Regions from separate parts of the Homo sapiens genome. Here region 1 is linked to region 2. A link is an interaction called in ENCODE POLR2A ChIA-PET data of the cell type or tissue named here. Cell type or tissue: B cell. All regions are shown on one strand. Each heading gives the region's core, and the rest is flanking DNA. Links, peaks and the distances in the headings are about the cores only. Region 1 has its middle 40 kb from the start of HHEX. Region 2 has its middle 5.5 kb from the start of EXOC6.

Region 1 (4,393 bases), core at 285-4,284, 110 kb before region 2:
ACACACATTCACTGGCTCTTACAAATGCCAATAAGCTGTTGGTTTACTCAAACTCCTGGTCAGTGATGGTTGATTGTCTGGAATGCCATGTGTGTTTGCTTGGTGTATCTCAGACCTGGAGTAGCTACGGAAGTCAAGGAGTCCTGCAAGGGAGTGTGATTGGATAGCATGTCCTACTGTTCCCACCAGAGAGATTCATGTCTTCGTGGACAGCTTTTGTTATCCTCCCTTAGTGGACGTAAGTAGAGGGACAGTTTTTACAAGGGACTGTGGCCATTTGCTCTCAAGAGGCTTTGGAGTCTCCTCCTGAGTATGAGGCACTAAGTTCCCATGGTAAGATCAGTTTCTTTGTACAAGCCTCTCCAGCCCGTCTTTGCCTTACACACTAGACTCTTGGGACCGGGGCTCATCCTCTTATAAAAGGATGCCAAGCAGAGGGTCATACAGTAAAGGGAGGTAAACATTCTTTTAAACTAGTTTATCAATTCAACACAGCACAGTGGTGTTGGGTTACCAGGGTCAACAGCCAGCAGTCACATTCCTCAGCTGTTCGATTGGGGCAATGCATTAACAAACAGCCAGGGAAACTCTTTTTGATTAATTATGTTGATAAGTTTTTTTTGTAGTGTGCTACAAGCTCTTTTAATTTAATCTGCTTGGACAGCAGCCCATTCAGGTGAAATGTCTTGACTTATCTAAAGAAGCACTGATGAGAAGGCTACTGGGCCTGGGATTTTACTGTACTATCATGTAATCATTAACACATGTGGCTACTGTTTTCCTGCATTTTGATTTTCTTCTTGAAAGGAAGGACATGTCTGTGGGGTGGGGGTATTAGGGAAGTAAGGATGAGACCCAGCAGCAGTGACAGGAAAAGAGGATGCTATTACTAGCTGAGCCTGAAAACACTATCTTTATTGCCAGGAGTAAAAGTATTTGAAAGCACTAATAATGGCTTCAGTGAATACTCATCTTTTAAAAAAGAGCAAAGGATGGCGAGGACATAGTTCTCTCAAAGAGTGGAAGTCTTCTAGATTAGGGTTGTCCAATCTTTTCACTTCCCTGGGCCATGATGGAAGAAAAATTGTCTTGGGCCACACATAAAATACACTCACAGTAATGATAGGTGATGAGCTAAAAAAAAAAATTGCAAAAAAACCTCATAATGTTATAAGAAAGTTTATGAATTTGCATTGGGCTGCATTTAAAGCCATCCTGGGCCACGTGTGGCACATGGGCCGCGAGTTGGACAAGCTTGTTCTAGATCAAGGTTTCTCAACCTTGGAAATACTGGCACTTTGGGCTGGATAAGGCTCTGTTGTGGGGTGCCTGTCCTGTGCACTGTAGGATGTGTAGCCTTTTCCCAGTAGGTGCCAGCAGCACCCCTCACCCCCACAATTGTGATAACCAAAAAGATCTGTAGACATTGCCAAATGTCTCCTGGGGCACAAAATTGCCCCCAGTTGAGAACCACTGTCCTGGATGTACAGATTCAAATCTTAAGTAGCCTATTATGACTCTCTGCTGATCTCTTTTCCATCACCTCATTTAAGACACAATTCAACACATAGCTCTTCCAGGGGGCCCATCCTCACTGACTTCTTTGTCATCTGTCCTCCCTACATTAAGACCTTGGGTCTATACTATCTTCTCCTTCCTTCTCTTCTTCCTCTTCTCCCTTCTTGTTTTTTCATCCACAGAACTCTGTTCTGAGCAACTGTTCAATATCAACTTGTGAATTAACCAGGGAATTATTTCTCCTTTATGTTTGTGACAGACATCTATCTCAGAGGCAACCCAGACAAAATTTCCCAAATTATCCAAAAATAAAATGAATATTCTCTGATTAAAAACAGATGTCTAGGCCGGGCACAGTGGCTCATGCCTGTAATCCCAACACCTTGGGAGGCTGAGGGGCTGGATCACCTGAGGTCAAGAGTTCGAGACTAGTCTGGCCAACATGGTGAAACCCCGTCTCCACTAATAATACAAAAATTAGCTGGGTGTGGTGGTGGGTGCCTATAGTCCCAGCTACTCAGGAGGCTAAGACAGGAGAATTGCTTGAACCCGGGAGGCGGAGTTTGCAGTGAGCTGAGATAGAGCCACTGCACTGCAGCCTGGTCAACAGAGCTAGACTCAGTCTCAAAAACAAACAAACAAACAAACAACAGAAAAAAAAAAACACAGACATTTAGGCCAGGCACAGTGGCTTGTGCCTATAATCCCAACACATTGGGAGGCCAAGGAGGGAGGATTGCTTGAAACACAGAGTTCAAGACCAGCCTGGGCAATGTAGTGAGACCCTGTCTCTATGAAAAATAAGAGAGAGAGAGGGAGAGAGAAAGTAAAAAATACATGTCTAAATGGGGGCAGTTTAAATTTGAGGTGAGAAGTGGCAGGAAGAAGTGGCAGAATTACAGAAATTAAAAATAGCTCACACTCTGCAAGCACTTAATCCACTATATGCCACATGCATTATCTCATTTAATTCACACATTATCCCCATTTTGTAGAGGAGGAAATAGAGTTTTAGTGAAGTGAAGTAATTTGTGCAAGTTCCCAGAGTCGAACTGGCAGTGTGAGGATTTGAACCTGGGCAGCTTGATCCTGGGGTGGGTCCTCAGCCCCTGTTCACACAGTTAAAGTCCTAAAGGGGTGGAAGGTCACCAAATAAGGCTGAGGACCAAGGGCAGGATGACTTTTCAGGAGCTGTAAGAACAACTTGTCTGAATTCTAGAGGCCCCAGCTTTCAGTGTCTGGACCTATGCAAATCTGCAAGTGAATGTGGTCCTATTTCTTTGTTTCCATCTGTCTTAGTGAAACTGGCCCTGCTTAGCGGTGTGGAGTATTGCTTTCCCAGTTTAGAAAGTTAATTTATAAAGACAGCTGAAGTGAAGAATATGGTTCAAGAGGGTGCCTCAGCTAGCAGGTGCTGGGGGAGTGGGGTGGGGGTGGGGAATATAGGGCTGGAGAATCACGAAATAAATTAAATCTTTGACATTTGATGACTGTGGGAGAAAAACATGTGTGGACATAGATCCAAAGCCTTGGCAGTACCTATCCCTTACCTGTCCTAAGCCCCGTTTTTTGCTCATTTTGTATTTCTCATACGAAAGCACAAAGTTGTAGTTTCCAATTTCTTGGTGGCAAAATTGTGGCAAACATTGAAAAATATTTGAAAAAGATTTCCCTTTGCTCTTCTCCTTCTCCTTCTCCCTCTCCCTCTTCCTCTCCTTCTCCCTCCCCCTCCCTTCCTCCTCCTCCTCCTCCTCCTCCTCCTCCTCCTCCTCCTCCTCCTCCTCCTCCTCCTCCTTCTTCTTCTTCTTCTTCTTCTTCTTCTTCTTCTTCTTCTTCTTCTTCTTCTTCTTCTTCTTCTTCTTCTTTCTTCTTCTTCTTCTTCTGTGTTTGTTTTTTTGAGATGGAGTCTCACTCTGTTGCCAGGCTGGAGTGCAGTGGCTCGGCTCACTGCTGCAACCTCCGCCTCTGGGTTCAAGAGATTCTCCTGCCTCAGCCTCCCAAGTAGCACAGCCATCATGTCTGGCTAATTTTTGTATTCTTAGTAGAGACGGAGTTTTGCCATGTTGGCCAGGCTGGTCTTGAACTCCTCTCCTCAAGTGATTCACCTGCCTCAGCCTCCCAAAGTGCTGGGATTACAGGCGTGAGCCACCATGCCTGGCCTCTAGCCTCCTCTTGAGCCACCTTTTCTTCATACTGTGTTGCAGCCATACTGGCCTTTCCACTATTCCTGCCTCAGGACCTTTGCACATGATGGTTGCTTTACATGGGTGCTGACTCCTTTGCCCAGGTAAGCTCCTCAGGTCTTTGTTTACATATCACTTCCTCAGAGGGCCTTCCTGACTTCCTTCTCTAAACTGATTTCTTTCTTCACTATTCTCTCAGCACTTCTTTTTTTGGGGGAGGCAGGGAACACAGTCTCACTTTGTTGCCCAGGCTGGAGTGCAATGGTGTGACCTTGGCTCGCTGAAACCTCCAACTCCTGGGTTCAAGGGATTCTTTGCCTCAGCCTCCCAAGTAGCACACGCCATCATGCCTAGCTAATTTTTGTATTCTTGTAGAGACGGGGTTTCACCATGTTGGCCAGGCTGGTCTCAAACTCCCGTCCTCAAGTGACCTACCTGCCTTAGCCTCCCAAAGTGCTGGGATTACAGGCGTGAGCCATGATGCCTGGCCTTCTCAGCACTTCTTTTGGAGAATTTTCCATAACTTAATGTTTGTCTCCCAACTACACTATAAGTTCCCTGAGAACAGGGACTTAGCATTCCATATGGCAATGGCACACAATGGCCTGGCACACAGTGTTTTATAAATATTTGTTGAGGGAATACATGAAGTCTAGACTGAATATTTGGTTGATTTGGAAGCAGTTGTGTGT
Region 2 (4,393 bases), core at 147-4,146:
GTTTCGCCATGTTGTCCAGGCTGGTCTTGAACTTCTGAACTCCAGAAATCCGCCTGCCTTGGCCTCCCAAAGTGCTGGGATTACAGGTGTGTGCCACCATACCCAGCCTATTTATAGGGTATAACGTGACGTTTCACTGTCTGTTTACAGTGTAGAATGATTAAATCAAGCTAATTATTATATCTATCACCTTACATACTTTTTGTGGTGAGAACACTTAAAATCTACTTTGAGCAATTTTGAAATACGCAGTATATTATTATTATTAATTATAGCCACCATTCTGTGCAGTAGATCACCAAAGCTTATTTCTCCCGTCCAGCTGAAACTTTGATTAACATCTTTGATTAACATCTTTCCTTTTCCCATCTATGTCTCTCCTCAGCCTCTGGTAACTACCATTCAACTCTCGACTTCTCTGAGTTCAACTTTTTTAGATTCTACATATAAGTGAGATCATGCAGTATTTGCATTTCTGTGCCTGGCTTACAGTAATGTAAATTTTATTTTGGTTGCATTATATGCAGGGGAGAGAGGTGTCAATTTGAAAAATCACATTCACTAATGCTTATATTTTATACTAATGCAATATCATGACCTGATTTAATCTCTAATGAGAATAGTATAGCGTTCTACATAAAAATGGAGTCCAGAGAAATTGTTCAGAAATAAATTTGGGCCTAACTGTGACAGAGGCTTGCTGCATCTGTTGCACCTCCAAAAAGCCTGGAATGTCTTATGAGACTCGGCTATACAGTTACCCAATTTTTGCTGGACATTTAAGTGATATCATTAGCTATGTGATGTTTATTGCAACACTAGATAAAACTTTAAAAACATTTTTATGTTTAGGAGCCAAATATTCCAACCAGGGGGACAGTTTTGCTTATTTAGTGGTTAAGTGAATGGGTTTTGGAACCAGAAGGATATGGGTTCAAATTCTGCCTTTATAATTACTAATAGAGCTGTTGAAAGGATTAGTTGAATTAGGCATGAAATGTATTAATGAAATGTAATGTCTCATAGCAAATGCTCATTCACTCATTCATTTAGTAAATAAATAATAATGGCACATTTACAATGTGACAGGCAGTGGTCTGGGTGCCGTTGATACAGCAAGATCAAGATCTGGAAAGTCCATGCTCACAGGGAGCTTGTATTTTAGTGAAAAGAGCCAGAAATACACCAAAAAAAAAAGTGTTAATAAGTGCTATGAAGAATAAAAACCAGGCCGGGTGCAGTGGCTCACGCCTGGAATCCCACCACTTTGGGAGGCCGAGGCAGGCAGATCATGAGGTTAGGAGTTCGAGACCAGCCTGGCCAACATGGTGAAACCCTGTCTCTACTAAAAATACAAAAATTAGCCGAGTGTGGTGGTGCACGCCTGTAATCCTAGCTACTCAGGAGGCTGAGGCAGGAGAATTGCTTGAACCCGCGAGGTGGAGGTTGCAGTGAGCTGAGATCACACCATTGCACTCCAGCCTGGGCAACAGAGCGAGACTCTGTCTCAGAAAAAAAAAAAAAAAAAAGGGTAAGGAATAGGAAGATTTAGGGATGCTAATATCCCTAGCCAGGGAGTAAATGTCAGCTGTCATCATCATCATCATCATCATCATCATCATCATTTCATTAGCTACATTTCAAATCCTATTTTGCCAAGAGGAGAGAGAAAAATCGGACAAGGGAGAGGAAAGGGAGAAAGGGCAAAGGGCAGTAAAGGAAGGCTAAGCAGGGAAAGAGAGAGGAATAGAGAGTGCATTGAACAGGATGACGAATAAGAAAACCAACAAGGAGAAGGAAGGTAAGAGTAGGGAGCAGGGACAATTGCTTGTCTTATAAACTGGTGGTGGTGGTGGAGTTGGTGGGGTGGGGGGTGTGTTATTTGAAGGAAAGAGAGAATGGAACTCAGAGAAAATGATATTGTTCTTTAACTGCTCAGTGGACTTTAAAATGTTTAGTTTTGAGGGCTTTCAGGACATTTTTCTGAGGGCAGGGTTGGCAACATAATTTGTGGGGCCCAGGGCAAAATGAAAATGTAGATTCCTTTTTCAAAAATTATTAAGAATTACAAGATGGTGATGACAGGGTATTGAACCAAAGGCAACTGCGTAGGTCACACACCATGAGCCAGCCCTGTCTGAGAGCTTAATACATGAACATGGTACACAGCAAACATTTAATAAAAATAGTTGTTGAATGAACAAAACCCGGGGCTAGTTGCTTTTGAACTCCTCTGAGGACTGGCCCGTATTTTAGAAAAAAACTGATTTTATTTGGCTTCAATTTCAAATTTCCTTCTATTGTTCTCCACCGTGGGGTCCAGATCTTTATGGAACAGCCGATTCCTGCACAGGGTTTTACAGCAGGAATCCTCCCAGACCAGCTGGGCTTTGTTTATTCTCTTGCACTTACAGAGTGTGGCCACTTGGGGTCACCACACCAAAAAGGCAGAAGCTGGAGGAGGGCCCCTGCGACGGTGGACATCTGAAACGAGTGGCTAAAAGCCACTGGGAAGGATTAGTTTATCAGAGCCAATGTATAAAGACTGCCTGTACTTTACATTTTGATACAGTTCTATAATTCTATAACAAGAGCTCTAAAACTCTTTAAGAAACATTTGAATGATGTAAAGTTTTGCGAGGATAATGATAGGGTTCCCAGGGGTGAGGAGGGGAATCTTTTTGTAAATGTGTACCCTACCTCTAAAAGCATGCATTTGGCCGGGCGCGGTGGCTCACGCCTGTAATCCCAGCACTTTGGGAGGCCGAGGCGGCGGATCACAAGGTCAAGAGATCGAGACCATCCTGGCCAACATGGTGAAACTCCATCTCTAGTAAAATACAAAAAATTAGCTGAGTGGGCCGTCGCGGTGGCTCCCGCCTGTAATCCAAGCACTTCGGGAGCCCGAGGTGGGTGGATCACGATGTCAGGAGTTCAAGACCAGCCTGGCCAAGATGGTGAAACCCTGTCTCTACTAAAAATACAAAAATTAGCCGGGCGTGGTGGCTGGCACCTGTAATCCCAGTTACTCGGGAGAGAACTGCTTGAACCTTGGAGGTGGAGGCTGCAGTGAGCCGAGACTGCACCACCGCACTCCAGCCTGGGCGACAGAGCGAGACTCTGTCTCAAAAAAAAAAAAAAAAAAAAAAAAATTAGCTGGGCGTGGTGGCACGTGCCTGTAGTCCCAGCTACACAGAAGGCTGAGGCAGGGGAATCACTTGAACTTGGAGGGCGGAGGTTGCAGTGAGCCGAGATCGCGCCACTGCACTCCAGCCTGGTGACAGAGCAAGACTGTGTCTCAGAAAAAAAAAAAAAGGAAAAAAAAGAAAAACATGCCATTTACAACATTAAGCTTAATACGACAAGTATTTGCATGTGGATCATTCACTTATTAATTGAGCCTCTACTATATGCAAGGCACTGGGCTGGGCAGTGAACAATACAGGCATCGTCCCTGTGCCTGATGTAGGAGCAGTTCCTGGAAATGGAGACAGACTCAGTGATTTGTTCACCACCATGATATGTGCTTCCAAGGATGAGTGAGCACTGCTCCCAAGGACAACGAAAGGTGCTTGCCTTAAAAGCGCAGGATCCAGAGGGTTCACTAAAATGGGTCTGGAACCAAGAATCCAACCCAAAGACATGTTCCTGTTTCCCTCTCTACAAAAGCAGGAAACATATTTCAGTTGGTTTACATCCACCAAACATGCAGAAAACCCTGATACACAATCAGGTTTTTTTTTAATGATTAGGAAAAAGAACATTTATGTGTCTGGTTTTTATTTTTATTTTATCAAAGAGGAGGCTAAAATGCTGGGCTCTCTGGCTTACTAGCAAATGCCTGATAACCCTAGTCGCCAATGCTAATGTTGATTGAGCTCTAGGCTAAACATAATACATATATTATCTTCTTTAATCCTCACATAATTTGGTGAGCTAGGGATTCTTATTGTCCTTAATTCACACTTGAAGAACGTGAGCCTTAGTCAAGTTAAGTAACTCCCTGAGGCCTGACATCTAGTAAGAGATGAGTTGGAATTTGAATTCAAGTAGTTAAATGCCAGACCAGAGCAGTTGCACTCTACAACCTCATTCTGAGGGAGGCGCTTTCCCAAGACAGGTCATTAGTCTGTAGATAAAAGGCGCAAAGTTAAGTTCCTAATGACTAAGAGTTTATTTACAAGTCAAATCCTTACTTTGCCAATTACTTTTATACTGGACACAAAATGCATCTCCTGTCCTGCTGGTCTTCCTGGTGTATCTTTCTTCTTCCAGGAGTCCTGAAAAGAGATTTTGGATTGATCTCTGGAAGTCAATATCCACTGCCAAAAAATAATTCCACATGCATCTGCAATCTGCCTGTCTGTGCCCTGCTACTCCGCAACCTTCTCAG

The links. ChIA-PET counts read pairs that join two places held together with the same protein. Peaks named below come from ENCODE experiments on the same cell type or tissue, not always from the same donor. Only the 100,000 strongest peaks of a DNase experiment are listed, where the experiment ranks them.
Region 1: POLR2A ChIA-PET joins it to region 2 with 8 read pairs; 4 of 35 experiments call an interaction of 5 or more read pairs at or near these places.

What each region holds. Positions count from the first base shown.
Region 1 is chr10:92,727,276-92,731,668 of GRCh38, forward strand. No RefSeq gene overlaps it. Among named protein-coding and RNA genes, the nearest start is that of HHEX, 40 kb to the left of the region's middle. RefSeq lists enhancers at 1-489, 2,605-2,704 and a silencer at 2,915-2,964. In B cell, for the core only: no CTCF peak of the experiment used is centred there; a DNase peak (open chromatin) is centred at 2,704; H3K4me3 peaks cover 866 bases.
Region 2 is chr10:92,840,850-92,845,242 of GRCh38, forward strand. It overlaps a transcript of EXOC6 not described here. Among named protein-coding and RNA genes, the nearest start is that of EXOC6, 5.5 kb to the right of the region's middle. In B cell, for the core only: CTCF peaks have their summits at 2,448 (motif pointing right) and 2,648; a DNase peak (open chromatin) is centred at 2,442.